Regions from separate parts of the Homo sapiens genome. Here region 2 is linked to region 1. The links are chromatin contacts, found by Hi-C or POLR2A ChIA-PET in ENCODE. All regions are on one chromosome and are shown on one strand. The core of a region is the stretch at or near the end of the contact, and the rest is flanking DNA. Distances in the headings are between cores, read along the strand shown. Region 1 overlaps EFNA4-EFNA3 (EFNA4-EFNA3 readthrough). Region 2 holds the start of KHDC4 (KH domain containing 4, pre-mRNA splicing factor).

The links. Hi-C counts contacts between places; a loop is a spot of excess contacts on that map. ChIA-PET counts read pairs that join two places held with the same protein, here RNA polymerase II (POLR2A). Pooled maps may share reads with other maps.
Region 2: a loop to region 1 is called in a pooled map, with 6 times the contacts of the local background. The contact joins the promoter of KHDC4 here to the enhancer-like site in region 1. A Hi-C loop is called at or near these places in 5 of 50 pooled maps. POLR2A ChIA-PET finds 5 or more read pairs at or near these places in 3 of 52 experiments (K562, WTC11 and activated CD8-positive, alpha-beta memory T cell).

The regions. Positions count from the first base shown.
Region 1 is chr1:155,082,195-155,089,727 of GRCh38, reverse strand. EFNA4-EFNA3 (EFNA4-EFNA3 readthrough) reads right to left here. Exons shown (of 5, transcript NM_001407761.1): 2 at 4,324-4,637; 3 at 3,786-3,851; 4 at 3,523-3,600; 5 at 2,190-3,315. The coding sequence ends at 3,185. It overlaps EFNA3 (ephrin A3), which reads right to left. Exons shown (of 5, transcript NM_004952.5): 2 at 4,324-4,637; 3 at 3,786-3,851; 4 at 3,523-3,600; 5 at 2,190-3,315. The coding sequence ends at 3,185. Among named protein-coding and RNA genes, the nearest start is that of EFNA3, 7.1 kb to the right of the region's middle. RefSeq lists silencers at 3,718-3,767, 3,752-3,920, 4,118-4,317, 4,518-4,617 and an enhancer at 5,118-5,417. Within about 2 kb of position 3,852, at least 40 of the 41 ENCODE cell types and tissues checked have a DNase peak (open chromatin) inside an H3K27ac peak, as active enhancers do.
Region 2 is chr1:155,931,012-155,938,544 of GRCh38, reverse strand. KHDC4 (KH domain containing 4, pre-mRNA splicing factor) reads left to right here and starts at 4,132. Exons shown (of 14, transcript NM_014949.4): 1 at 4,132-4,209; 2 at 4,696-4,912. The coding sequence starts at 4,172. LOC107985207 (a long non-coding RNA gene) reads right to left here and starts at 4,077. Exons shown (of 2, transcript XR_001738244.2): 1 at 3,996-4,077; 2 at 2,290-3,297. RefSeq lists enhancers at 3,896-4,055, 4,156-4,465, 4,005-4,571, 3,427-4,626.

The DNA of each region.
Region 1 (7,533 bases), core at 2,603-5,102:
TGGCATGCACCTGTAATCCCAGCTACTCAGGAGGCTGAGGCAGGAGAATCACTTGAACCCAGGAGGCGGGGGTTGCAGTGAGCTGAGATGGTGCCACTGCACCCCAGCCTGGGCGACTGAGTGAGATTCTGTCTCAAAAAAAATAAAAATAAAAATAAAAGATGGGGTCTTGCTATATTACCTGGGCTGGCATTAAACTCCAGAGGTCAAGCGGTCCTCCCACCTCAGCCTCCTGTTAGACCCACTTTGAATGCCAGCCCTATCATTAGCCAGGCTGTGTGGCCCTAAGTCTTAGATCCTCATCTGTGTTATTGGAATAGTGAGGCTTACAAAGGCGCAGCACTCGGCACATAGGAGGTGCTCAGTGAATGGAAGCTGGCTTATTCTAGTTACTGCCCAAAGTGCTTGGCCCTTTCAGTCTTACTATTCCAGAATTTTTGAATCTGCAAGGCCCTCCCCCATCCCATCTGGCCAGCCCCTATCCTGCCTGGCCCGGGGAATTGAAGCAAGCCTGCAGCCCAGGCCCACTACTATGGGTCCTCGAGATTCTCCCCAACAGTACCCGACCCCGCTCTGTGTATCTCCTCCTGTCTGAAGCCTCTTTCCTCTGTCCCTAGGCAAGTGTGTGCTTTTTCTTGGCATTCCCACAGCTCCCAGGCATTTACCCACGAAAGAGCTGGTTATGTTGTCAGTTATGTATGTGTGTGTTACCAATTTCTGCTCATACATCAACACATACTAAAGTATGAGCTTATTTTGGGGTAGAGACTATATCTTGTGTCTCCAATACCCAGGATAGAGCCTGGCACTCGGCAGGTGCTCGATAAATGTGGATTGAATGCATGGACGATTGGATGGATAGGCCCACCTTTTCTGTCTTATCAGTCTGTAGGGAGTCTCAGACTGGTCTAGTGGCTGCCCCCAGTTCTTTCCCCACCTGCTCTCCCACCCCACACTCTTCCCTGTTCCGCTATTGGGAAACCCACCCACTCTGCAGAGTCTAGCTCAGATTCCATTTTCCATGTTTTATGGGTAGAGAGGAGCAGAAAACACAGTCCTTACCACCAAGGGCTCATTCTCACAAAGCAGCCGGCAAGAGCCACAGGGGCACACAGGATCTGGCCTGCTCACACAGTGCCAATTAGAGAGCCTGGGTGGGATGGAGTCCCATGGGTGCACAGCTTGGCAATAAGGTGTCCCCTCCCTGGGCCAGGCACTTGGCTCAGCAAGTGAAGTTGCAGGTACATTTCAGCCCCTATCCGCACTCCCTTATGCTGTGCTGGTCTGTAAACCCTGACCTTCTCTGGGGCCCCTGGGAAGCGGCCATTATCCTGTCTTTTGCCCTTCTGTCCTCTCTGCCCTCCCGAGCGATGCAGGGTGGTGTAGTTATGAGCAGCCCCAGCCCCAGCAAACTCCCAGCACCTTGGGCATAATGTTTGAAATGAGTAAAATTACAAAGGGTTATAAAGAAAGCTAATTATATTGAAAGAGTTATCAAAACATTTACATTTCTTGATATAGTAATATATATGCTTTCTTATTAACACATTAAAAATGAGGAAGGCCTAACAACTATGATCATTTCAAAGTACTGATGAGTGTAAATTGTATTTTGAGATATCTTCAACAACTATAATGCAGCCTGAAAACGTGTGATTTCTGGTTACAAAGTCACAGGTACTATTAATACTATTATGGCTTGCTGCCCAAGCACACAAGAGAATGTTAAATTTTAGTTATAGGCAAGTGAAAATAAAGATAGTTTTTTTTCTGTCTAGGTTCTCAAATCCCCTGAAATCCATAGACTCCAGTCAAGAACCTCAATTACAGCATGGAAGGGGAAGAAAAGGTGGAAACCATAATTGATGGAGCCTTTAACTCCCTGCGTCATTTAATCCCTACACCAACCCTAAGAGAGAGATACCACAACCAGTTTTTCTGGTGGGATACCTGAGAATCAGAGAGGTTGAGTGATTTGCCCAAAGTCAACCAGGCCCTGCCTGGAGGCCCCTCTTGCTCTTTCCAAGCAGCGCTGCCTTTGTAATGAAGATGAGCCCCAGAACAAGATTTGAACACCTCGTTGTGACTCTTTGGCCCCAGAATTCCCTCTCCTACTCAGGCCCTGTGCCCTGTGAGGTTTAACCAGTGTAACAGAAGGGTGATGGCCCCTTGAAATCACACACACTCAGTTATTTTTATCTCCAGTTTATTTTTTTTAGACTAAGAGCAGAGTATGAAAGTCACAGCCAAAGCACTTGAAAAAGGCCCAGGAGGATAGGTGGGACCACATAGGGTGAGCAGGGCAAGGTCCTGGGAGATGGTTCCCGGCTCAGGGCTGGAAGGGAGGGGGCGTTGTTGTTTTACGGTCTCCAAAAGTGTCTGTGCGTTGCATAGGTCCTGTCTTCACAGAAGACAAAAGAGGGGCCAGGGGGTCCCCCAGGTGTGGGGGGCCTAGCCTGGTGGGGAAGGGGTCTGAAGCTGAAGGGGAAGTCAAGAAAGGTCAGGGGGTTAAAGAGGGAAGGGACTCTGTCTGTCTGTACATTATATATAGAGATATAGAGTCTGTACATGCCTGCCTGGCACCCCAATGCCCACCCCTTGCCATCCTTGTCCACTGCCCGCCCCCCCAGGGGTGTCTACTTGTAAACTTGGTTTCAATCCAAACCACAATCCTGGAAGTGGGAGTGGGGGAGGAGGACGTGCTTATTGCTGTAAACAGGGGAAGGAAGCAGCAGGCAGTGCTGCCCCTTGCCCATCTAGTCCCCTCCCCATGTTCTGCCCCTGGAGGAGAGCAATGGGGGTGCCTCCCACGCTTCGATTTGCTCTCTCTGGGGGCATATGTCTCTCTGGGGGGACAAAGGGAGAGGGCACCAGGAGTCAGGGAAAGGTACCAGGGGCCAGGGAGTCCTGAGCACTGCCCTTTTTGGCCCCCAAGTTTGGTACCAAACATTACCAGAGCCACAAGGCCGCCCGGGACCCATGGCTGTCCCCGTGCTTGGTCCACTACAGTGCCCTACGTGGGGGGAAGGGGTAGAGGGGGCGGACACAGATGTATGGTGCAGGCCCCACTTCTAGCCATGGGAGGAGGGGTCTAGGCCCACTAGGCTTCCCTTGGAGAGGCCAAAGGCTCCCTGCTCCTTCCAAGCCCCGCCCCATCTCTCCCCCCCCAGGGGAGGGGGCAGAGCTAGGAGGCCAAGAACGTCATGAGGAAGAAGGCGATGCCCACGGCCAGGGGCAGGTGTTCCCGTTTGGGGCTGGTCCCGCTGATGCTCTTCTCAAGCTTGGGCACCTGAGGGTTCTCTCCCTCAAAGTCTTCTGTGGACAGAGGAACAGACAGACTGGTGAGGGCTGGGTTGCGCGCCAGGGCAGGGGCACGCGGCAGCAGCAATGGAGCCAGGGACGTGACCACCCACAGGGTAGGAAGTATCAGTGCCCCCAGGGAAGGCATGCGAGGTGAGCAGGCACCGGGGCGGGGGGCTGCGGTTCCAGCAGTGGCCACCAGAGGGCGCTGCGCAGACTCACCCAGCACGTTGATCTTCACATTGGGGCCCATGGTGAACTGGGGGAGAGTGGGGACCGGCTTCTCCCCGGAGTGCGATGCTGCGGGGTGGGGTGCGGGTGGGGAGAGAGGAGGGGAGAGTCAGGGCCAGGATTCCCTCCCCTTGCTACGGCTGGGGAGCAAGCCCCCCTCACCTGTGCCCTCCGCCCCCACCCCCAGGAAGCCAGGGGAGCCCCAAAGCAGGGAGCTGAGGATGGGGGCGCGGCTCGGAGCCTATTCTACTCACTGGAGGCGCAGCAGACGAACACCTTCATCCTCAGACACTTCCAGTGCAGGTTGTGAGTGGGCGTGGCTGGGGAGGAGACCGGGCCTGAGTCACTTTCGCCCAATGTGTGCCTGTGCCCTCCCTCGACGGCTCTATTTCTCACCCCCTCCAAACTGTCCCCGTCGGGCGGTCTCCTTCAGGAGCTCCCCTACCCTTTGGACACGGGTCACTTTAGCTCTGCCGTCGGCCCTAGACGCCCCTTTGGTCCCACCCCTCAAGAAACTGGGATCCCTGATGTTCCAACCCCGGAATGTCCCTCACAGAAACAGCGATTCTCCGCAGCCCAAACTTGGGACTGTCACCAAACTCCTCTCTTGGCCCCACGACCTCGTCTGAGCTGAACCCCTCAGGCGTCCCGTGCCCACGCCTCCTCCCTGGTCTCAGCCGCGAGACCTGGCGCCCGCCGCGCCGGCCCCGCCCCGGAGCCTAGGGGCTCCACCCCCCGGCTGTCACTCAGACTCTCGCGTTCAGACCCGCCCGCCCGGCCGCCGTCACTCACAGATGTAGTAGTACTCGTGGCCGGCGTGGAACTCGTAGCCCAGAGAGAAGGCGCTGTAGCGCTGGAACTTCTCCGAGAACTTGATGGGGCTGTGCGGGGCGTGCGGCCGGTTGCACTCCCAGCGCTTGAAGCCCTGGCTGGCGTTGCAGGTGCGGTAGCCGTTGCGGCTCACCATGTACAGCACGTACTGCTCTGCCCCGCCTCCGGGCCCCGGTCCCGCCCCGGGGCCCACCCCCGAGCTGTTGTAGTGCGGGCAGTAAATATCCAGATAGTCGTTCACGTTCACCTGCACGGTGTAGCCCTCTCGCCGCAGGCTGTGGGGAAGAGGAAGCGGCTCAGAGAGAAGAAACCCCAGAGCAAAGCCGCTTTCCATCTGACCGCTCCGCAGCCCCTCCCCAGGGTCCGCGTAGCCTTCCGACTTTTCCTCCGAGCTTCCTCGCGGCTCAGCCCTGTCTCTGCCCCCGGGGCCCTAGTGCCGCCGCTCCCCTAAGTCTCCTTCCGTGCCCTCCTTCTTGGTCTGTCCTTCTCCTGTTGGCCACCAGAGGGTAGCAAAGGCGCAGGGAAGCCCGGCCTGCCTCCAAAGAAAAGGAGGCGAGGGAGAGGGGCGGAGGGAAGAAGGGAACGTACGCTTTGGTTGCCACAGAAACGGCGCAGGCCCCAGCGACTCTCAGACCCAGGCCCGGATTTCCTCCGTCCATCCCCCATAATTCAGCAGCCGGGAGGAGGGATGGGAGGGATGGAAGCCAAGGGTGAACGTGGGAGGGATCCCCTCCGAGGGACGCACACACCCTCCATCGCTTCTCCCACCATGCTTCCCTGCGGCTGCCAGTCCACCCCGGAGGCCAGTCCAACAGGACCTGCCCTTACAGACGCATGTATGGCGGCTTCATGCATATACATGCATAAGTTCTATGGCACACGCACAAATATGTCCACCGCCCACTCATAGGCAGCAGACACACAGAAAAGCTGGGCTGTATGTGTGCTGGCCCGCATGCCAGTATTGGTTGACCCCACCAATCTGGGGGTCTCCCCCTGCCCTCCCCATACTACAGTATCACTGGCTTCTGTACCTTGAGTCCCGTGACAGAGACCCCACCCTGAGGCCAAGGACAGTTAGGCTCCCAGGAACTTTAAACACATGAGGGCGCTAAGGGACTCAGTACCAAGACTCCACATGGCATCATGCCAACCAGCCCAAACTTCTGTCTCATTGTGCACCTCCTTCCTCAACCTGGCACAACGGCCCCCCTTAATGATGCTGGGCAGAGCAGTGGGCACAGGGCCTAGACAAGATGGCTGCGCCTCTTATTTCCCTGATCCCTCTTTGGGACAGAGAAGCAGATGCTGGGTCCCTTGTAATCCCCACCTGCCTTGCTAGTCACCATCAAAGTGTTGGTCTTAACACCCTCGATGGCAGTAGTGAGCGGTGTGGGGATGGAGAAACCTCTGAATGGAGAAAGAAACTCGGAGAGGGGGCAGGAGTTTTCCCTAATTTCTTTAGCGTAAGAATGCACATATCTTGGCAGTGCAAGGAGAGTGGTGGACACAGAAAGGCATGGGGTCCTTGGCAAAATGTCATACCACGGGGTCCCTAGTCCCTGGGAGCTCCCTGGGGGGAGAGACTGGCTCCCTATGTCACCAGGCACCACCCAGTTCCCCAAACAGTAATTAGATCCATTAAAGAAATGAGCGTGGAGGCTTCTGCACACGGTGGGGCCTTGGGGGTCCCTCCCCCCTGACCCCACTTCCTTGGCTTTGCTTGTGCTGTCCCCTCCACCAGCAACCCATTCCAAGCCTGACAGTGAGGCAGGCAGAGAGCTGATGTTTGGGTACCCCAGTAAGAATTGGCACAGCCTCCTTTGGTCATCAGGAATGCCACCAGCCCCACTCTGTTCCCATGGGATTAATGGGTCACTCAGGCCCCTCCCTTGCCCTGGCACTCAGGTGGGCAGGAGCCTCGGCCTGCGGCACTGGGAGCAGGAAAACGGGTTAGACCAGGCCTGGCTCCAAACTGCCATCCTAGGCTTGCCTGTCCGTCACCAACCCACAGTCTGTTCCTCCCCTCAGGCCTTGGGGAGGGGGCCTCCAGTGGTGAGGGTGCCAGGTCTGGAGCAGCTGCACAGCCACACTGGGATCTCTGTCTTTGAGCCTCACCCATGTTTCCAGTCCCACTCTGAAGCAGCCCCTCCCTGCTGTACCGCCCAGTTCCCCCTACAACACACCCCATTCCAGCAGGGAGGAAGCCAACACCCAAGGTATTCCTACAGGTAATTCCATTTCCTCAACAGGGCAGGACTAGCCTTATAAAAAAGGTTGCAGGGCGACCACAGGTGAAGGGAAGCCATCTGTTATGTACTCCTGCGCTGGGTGGCAGGAACAGCTCCTGAAATGCCCCCCCAAGGCTGGGCATGTGAGAGAAAGACCTGCCGGTGGGGTGGCTGGGCCCAGTTGGTACACAGAGGGCACGGGGACAAACGGGGTGAGAGCCAGGAATTCCCAGCCACAACTCTTTGGAGACCCAACGTGTCTGCTTGGCTTGGGCACTTTAATTGAATCTGTCATCCTCCCTCCTTCTCCCTAGCAGTGCGGAGAGAGAGGTGCCGCTGGGCCCACGCGAAGCTCCGCAGCTAACCCCGCCTCTAGGGCCGCGCCTCCTGCGGAAGGGTGGGGGTGGGCTGGGACCTGGGGACCGGGTTGTGCCCTGCCCCTTCGTACTGTTCTCTCTTCTTGCTCCACTTCATCCCCTATAGCCTCTCGCCTCTCTTGCAGAAAGGCGAATGCCGACACACCCCATTTGGAGGGGGTGTCCCCTCACCCCGTTATTTCGGTCTCTCCTGGCTCTCACAGCCTCTGAGGCGCATCCCGACACCTCTCTCTCGCTTTCAGTGCCCTGCCGGCCCGCGCCTGGCTCCACTTAACCCGGAGTGTCCGCGGAGGGGGCAGGCGGGCGGAGCGGGGAAGGAGCAAACTTCTCCCCCAGCCCGGGGCAATTAGGGCAGGTAAACAGGGTGTCCAACAAGACCAGGGAGTAGGGAAAGGATCCCAGGGGGCCCTGAACTTGTCAAATCCTCGCCATCCTCCACCCCCAGCCCCGGTCTTAGACGCCGGGCTGCAGAGTTACAGGGGTGGAGGACGAATGTAGACCCGGGTTCCTCTTCCCTCTAGCGCGCGCCCCCGAGGCTGCGCGCCGCCCGCTCCAGCAGGCGA
Region 2 (7,533 bases), core at 2,883-5,382, 850 kb before region 1:
AGGTAGTACCCCTGGGGTGATGTGGTGAATACTGGAGACACTGAGAAAGCCCACCCTCCATCTTTTCTTTTTTTCCCATCACAACTCCTACTGCTGTGGGAAAGAATATTAGGCCAAAAGAGCATGACCCGGTTTGGCATTTTCCAAGGTTGGGCTGATCTAAATGAGTTTGAGGGAGATACTCTGGAGACAGGTATGGGAATGTAGCACCACCATCTGGAGAAAAGGGGACTGAATCTTAGCTAGAAAGTGCCACTGAAACACAGGGGGAGTAGCAAGGAGAGGAGACTGACAGAGAGGTTATGGGACCTAGCTCTATGGATTTTATGTGCTCTCCATGGTGTCACTGCTTTAGAGTTGGTAGTAAATGACCTAATAATACCTAAATGACCACTAGGAAAGAATAATTGATTCATATGTCAATTTTTTGACCATGCACCCAACAGAAAGGAAAAATGACCTCAGCCTAACGTATCTCACTTTAGAGAGAGTTTTTCAATTAACAGTAGAACAAAGTGCTATTGAATTGAGTTTAGAAAATCAGATTCCGTTGTATCAATAGAGAAATGTTTTATTATTTTATGTTTCTTTGCTCTGTCACCCAGGCTGGAGTGCAGTGGTGTGATCATGTCTCACTGTAGCCTCAACCTTCTCGATTCAAGTGATTCTGCCACCTCTGCCTCCTGAGTAGCTGAGACTACAGAAGTGCCACCACACTGGCTAATTTTTATTTTTTGTGGAGATGGGGTCTCACTCTGTTGCCCTGGCCTCAAGTGATCCACCAGCCTCGGAATCCCAAAGTGCTGGGATTATAGGCATGAGTCACCTCACTTGGCCATCAAAAGAGAAATGTTATTGGTGAAATTAAGACTTTTATGAGAATTATAAGGCTGGGCACGGGGCTCACACCTGGAATCCCAACACTTTGGGAGGCCGAAGCAGGAGGATCACTTGAGGTCAGAAATTCACGACCACCCTGGTCAACATGGTGAAACTCCATCTCTATTAACAATACAGAAATTAGCCAGGCATGGTGGCAGACACCTGTAATCCCAGCTACTCAGGAAGCTGAGGCAGGAGAATCACTTGAACCTGGGAGGTGAAGGTTGCAGAGAGCTGAGATAGCACCATTGCACTCGAGCCTGGGCAACAAGAGTGAAACTCCATCTCAAAAAAAAAAAAAAGAATTATAAATAAGTGAACTAAACATTTAACTTAAGAAAATAAGGGGGGCCGGGCGCAGTGGCTCATGCCTGTATTCCCAGCACTTTGGGAGGCTGAGGCAGGCGGATCATGAAGTCAGGAGATCGAGACCATCCTGGCTAACACAGTGAAACCCTGTCTCTACTAAAAATACAAAAAATTAGCCGGGCGTGGTGGCAGGCACCTGTATGTAGTCCCAGCTACTTGGGAGGCTGAGGCAGGAGAATGGCGTGAACCCAGGAGGCGGAGCTTGCAGTGTGCCGAGATCGCGCCACTGCACTCCAGCCTGGGCAACAGAGTGAGACTCAAAAAAAAAAAAAAAAAAAAAAAAAAGTAAGGGAGGAAAACAATATAAATTTTCCCAAAAGGAAGGCTGGGTGTGGTGGCTCACGCCTGTAATCCCAGCACTTTGGGAGGCCAAGGCCGACAAATCATCTGAAGTCAGGAGTTGGAGACCAGCCTGGTCAACATGGTGAAACCCCATCTCTACTAAAAATACAAATAATTAGTTGGGTGTGGTGGCACGCACCTGTAATCCCAGCTACTCAGGTGGCTGAGGCAGGAGAATCACTTGAACCCGGGAGGTGGAGGTTGCAGTGAGACAAGATCACGCCACTGCACTCCAGCCTGGGCAACAAGAGTGAAACTTCATCTCAAAAAAAAAAAATTAATATGGAATTGATGAATAAAACTAAAAGCTAGGTTCTTTAACAAGGCAAAAAAAAAAAAAAAGATACGACACAGGAAAGACTAAGGAAAGTAAAAAGAAAAAAGATTTTTAAAAAATTGAAAATATCAAGGGTCGGGGATGATGTGGAGTAATAGGAACCCTGGTACATTGCTGGTGGGCATGTAAAATAGTGTAGCCAGTTGGTTTGGCAGTTCCACAAAAGTTAAACAAGATGTCCATATGACCTAGCAATTCTGCTTCTACATGTAAACCCTAAAGAATTAAAAACAGATACTTAAATACTTGTGAATGTTCACAGCAGCACTACTTACAATACCCAAGAGGTGGAAACAACTCAAATGTTAATCAATGGATGAATGGATAAATTGTGGTCTATACATCCAATGGAAAAGAAATTCAGTGATAAAAAAGAATGAAGTTTATTCAGTGATAAAAAAATGAAGTTCTGACATATGCTACAACATGAATAAACTTTGAAAACACTGTAAGTGAAAGAAGCCAGATACAAAAGGTCACACATTGTATAATTCCATTTATATAAAATGTGTAAAATAGGTAAATCCAGAGAAACAGTAGATTAGTGGTAGCCCATGTCTTGCGGGGCAAGAGAAATGTGAAGTGACTGTTAACAGGTGAGGGGTTTCTTTTTGGGGTGATGAAAATAATCTGGAATTAGATAATGATGATTGTGGCACAATCTTGTGGACACACTAAAAAACACTGAATTGTGCACTTAAATTTACTCTTTAAAAAGGGTAAATTTATGGCATAGGAGTTACATCACAAATTTTTTAAAATGACAAATATAATAAATAATGTAATTTCAATCAGAATCCCAACAGCATTGTGTTTTGGGGAGAAGAGGAAAAGGGGCACTTTGGGGAGGCCGAGGTGGTAGGATCGGTTGAGCCCAGGAGTTTGAGACCAGCCTAGGCAAAATAGTAAGACACCCCCCACCCCCGCACCCCCTACCACCCCGGTCTCTTAAAAAAAAAAAAAAAAAGCCAGGTGTGGTGGCCCGTGCTTGTAGTCCCAGCTACTTCAGAGGCTGAGGTGGGAGGATCAGGAGACTCATTGAAGCTCCAAGACATCCTAAAGGTTAGAAACCTTTAGCCTCGGCAGGGCGCGGTGGCTCACGCCTGTAATCCTACCACTTCGGGAGGCCGAGGCGGGTGGATCACCTGAGGTCAGGAGTTTGAGACCAGGCTGGCCAACATGGCTAAACTGTGTCTCTACTAAAAATACAAAACAACAACAACAAAAAATTAGCTGGGCGTGGTGGCGGGCACCTGTGATCCCAGCTACTTGGGAGGCTAAGGCAGGAGAATCGTTTGAACCCGGGAGGCGGAGAGTGGTTAGCCGAGATCGCGTCATTGCACTTCAGCCTGGGTGACGGAGCGAAACTGTCTCAAAAAAAAAAAAAAAAAAAAAAAAGAAACCTTTAGCCTACAGAATCAACTCAAACTCCTCAGCATAGCATTCAAGGCCTTTCATCTTCTGGCCTCCCACTCCAGCCAGCTCAACCGTTAAGTACACAGATGCCAGAACAGGGTGCTCCATAACCTATGCTTGATCGCCTCTCCAGTACTCAACCGGCTTTTTAGCGTCCCATTCTTAAACGCTCCAGCAAGATGAGCAGCTTATCTTCTTCGACCTTTGCTTAATATACAACTCTATCATACATATTTGCCTGCGTACCTGCCTTGCCACATTGAGAGTACCAGAATGGCAGGGCCTGCGGCTTATTCATCTTTTTATTTTTATATTCCCTGCTTGGTGCACAGAAATGAAGCAAACAAACAGAGAAATTCTCCAAATGATCTTTGCAACGAATCCTTTTCCTTTTCCTAAGTAACAGAAACGTGAAACGGGCAAAAGCCGCGGGAAGGCTGTCTCCCCAGACAGAAACTAGGACTCAACACAAACGTAGCGGAATTTGAGGAGAAACCTGTTTAATCTCCTGACTCATGCATATTGTCTTCTAGTCTAACAACATGCCCACGATAAAGATGGATTCAGCTAGCCCCGATTCCGCATTTATAGTAGGCACAGCAGCCATCTTTCTTAAGGTTAAGGCGCAACCCGGAAGATCACACCCTACCTGCCTCAGAAACGCCAGATGCCTTTAAATCATCGAGAGTCCAATCGGAATCGACATTTTCACCGGAACCGCTCGGCCCCACGACCGGAAGAGGCTGTGCGTAAGAACGTTGGGGGCGGAAGTGACGAGAGGTGGTAGTCGGATAGTTGGCGGGTGGTTGAGTAGAAGCGGTCGCCATGTCCGCGGGGAGCGCGACACATCCTGGAGCTGGCGGGTACGGCTTCAGGGGCGAGGGCATCGGAGCGAGCACTGGGGCGCAGGAGAGGCGGAGGGACCCTGAGAAGCTGCGTATAGGGTGGAAGGGTCCTTAAGTGGGAAGTAAAGGGCTGGACGTTTGGGGAGAAGGATCTTGAGCAGGCCTGGGGCCCTTAAAGGGCCGGCGGGGATCCGAGGGAGGAGGCAAACGGGGACTTTTGGAAGGGCGAGCCAAGGGGAAGGCGTAAACTAGAGCGTGTAGGATAGAGTGGAGTCTTTCGATATAGGTGACAGTAGAAACGAAAGATTTTGGGGAAGGGTTGAAAGTGGGGGTTTGTTAAATAAGCAATAATTGTTTAAGGAGAGGGGAGTTTTAGATTTGGAAGGTGATTCGGAGGTGTAAATGGAATATAATAGAGGGAAAATGGGGTGCTAAGGCGTAGTAAGGAAAGAATAACATACACGAAAGCTTTGGGGCCTAATGTTTTCCTTTTTCTCCATGTAGGCGCCGCAGCAAATGGGACCAACCAGCTCCAGCCCCACTTCTCTTCCTCCCGCCAGCGGCCCCAGGTGGGGAGGTCACCAGCAGTGGGGGAAGTCCTGGGGGCACCACAGCTGCTCCTTCAGGAGCCTTGGATGCTGCTGCTGCTGTGGCTGCCAAGATTAATGCCATGCTCATGGCAAAAGGGAAGCTGAAACCAACTCAGAATGCTTCTGAGAAGGTATTTGAAGTTGAAGGGTCTCCACTAATTGCGAATTTAATAGTTGTTTTGCCGGGCGCGGTGGCTTACGCCTGTAATCCCAGCACTTTGGGAGGCCGAGGCGGGTGGATCACAAGGTCAGGAGTTTGAGACCAGCCTGACCAACATGGTGAAACCCCGTCTCTACTGAAAATACAAAAATTAGTCGGGCATGGTGGCACGCGCCTGTAATCAGCTACTCAGGAGGCTGAGGCAGAACTGCTTGAACCCGGGAGGCGGAGGTTGCAGTGAGCCGAGATTGTGCCAGTGCACTCTAGCCTGGGCGACCCAATGAGACTCCGTCTCAAAAAAAAAAAAAAAAAGTTGTTTGTAATCCTGTAATCGCATAATAATTTGTGTTAGTAAAGGATAAATGGATATAGTAGTTGAGAGATCATTTAGTTTTGGAATGTTCCAGAACACATTTTGTTACAAATACATATTTACGAGGCGTTTTTGATTGGGCTGATTACATTTATGGACCAAATACCTTGTCTTGTCCTTGTTCACTTAGTTCAGCTTAAGCTGTATTTCCATAGTCATTTAAAGCAACATAACATGTTTTTAATATATGTGCTTTTTCCCTGAAGTCAGAGGAGTTCAGGTAAATCAAGTGAGCCCCATAGTGTCATCTCTAATTAGAACCTGTAGGGTTTTATTTATTTATTTATTTATTTTGATAGAGTCTCACTCTGTCACCAGCCTGAAGTGCAGTAGTGGGGTGATCTCGGCTCACTACAACCTCTGTCTCCTGGGTTCAAGTGATTCTGATTCTGCTGCCTCAGCCTCCCGAGTAGCTGGGATTACAGGTGCATGCCACCATGCCCGGCTAATTTTTTTTTGTGTTTTTAGTAGACAGGGTTTCACCATGTTGACCAAGCTCATCTCTGCCTCCCAAAGTGCTGGGATTACAAGTATGAGCCACCAGGCGCAGCCTATTGTTTGCAAAGATTGTGTGAGTCAGTCATCCATTTATAAGGTTTATGAGGAAAAATTAAAAGCATCTTGACAAAGATGTAGTGCTCCTTGTATATTAAGATTTTTAATACTGATGTTAATCGTTTAAGCTCTTTTTTTTTCTTAAAATAATAATCTTTAGGTAGTTGACCTCAGCAGGATACATAAACACTGGATTTAGAATCATAAAACCTAAAAACCCAGAATCCACAGTTTGAAACCCAGAATCCACAGTTACTGGTTACATGGCTTTGGCATAATGAAACTCAGCTTTCTCGTTGGTAATATATACCTGCATTGTGTAGTGCAGTAGTCACTAGCTTCATGTGGCAATTTAAATTAAAATTAAGGGGCTGGGTGTGGTGACTCACACCTGTAGTCCCAGCTCCTCTGTAATTCTTCTTGGATTCTTGGAAGGCTGAGGTGGAAAGATCACCTGAGCCTAGGAGCTTGAGGTTGCATTGAGCTGTCATTTTGCCATTGCACTCCAGCCTGAGCAGCAGAGTGACACCTTGTCTAAATAATACAAATAATTAAATACTCTCAGGCTCCATATCTGTGAGAAATAAATTCCTGTTGTTTAAGCAAAAAGCAAAGCAAAACCAAAATACAATTTAAAATTTAGACCTTTAGTCACATTAGCCACCTGCCAAGTGCTCAAGAGACACATGTGGCTAATGGCTACCATATTCGACTGATAGACTAGAACCCTTGTCACCAAAAGTTCTCTTGGACAACATTGATAAGTACTATTAAAGGCGGCCATAAGGATTCATTGAGATGATAATGTAAATGAATACTATAAGGGGTTAAATAAAGGTAAGGTGATATTGCTGAGTTTGTATTTAGTTTTGCCTCCACATTTAAAAAATGTATTTAATGCACAAAGTAAACAACAGTATGTTACCTTCTTGAGCAGATTTTCTAGACATAGGTTGGGGAGATAGGCCCCTGTAGTCCCAGCTACTCAGGAGGTTAAAGCGGGTGGGTGGATCACTTGAGGCCAGGAGTTCAAGAACAGCCTGGGCAACATGGTGAAACCCTGTCTCTACAGAAAATACAAAAACAATTAGCTAGGTGTGGTGCATGCCTGTGGTTCCAGGGTCTGGCTTGATTGCCCAGGCAGTGACTGTGCAGTGGCACAGTCTCTTCCTCCCAGGCTCAGCCTCCCAAGTAGCTGCGACTACAGACGCATGCCACCATGCCCGGCTAATTTTTTTTATTTTTTGAAGAGATGGGTTTGCCATGTTGCCCACCCTGCTTCAGCCTCCCAAAGTGCTGGGATTACAGGCATGAGCCTGTTTGGTTCCTTCGTTCATTCTTTCTTTCTTTCTTTCTGTCTTTCTGTCTTTTTTTTTTTTTTTTTTGGTGATAGAGTCTTGCTTTGTTGCCCAGGCTGGAGTTCAGTGGCACAATCACTGCTTTCTGCTGCCTCAGCCTGCTGAGTAGCTGAGACTACAGTCTCATGCCACCGTGCCCAGCTAATGTTTTGTATTTTTTTAGAGATGTGGTTTTGCCATGTTACCCAGGCTGGTCTGAAACTCTTGGGCTCAAGCGATCCACCCTCCTCAGCCTCCTAAAGTGCTAGGATTACAGATGTGAGCCACCGGTCCCAGCCTTTTTTTGTAATTTATATATTTATTTTT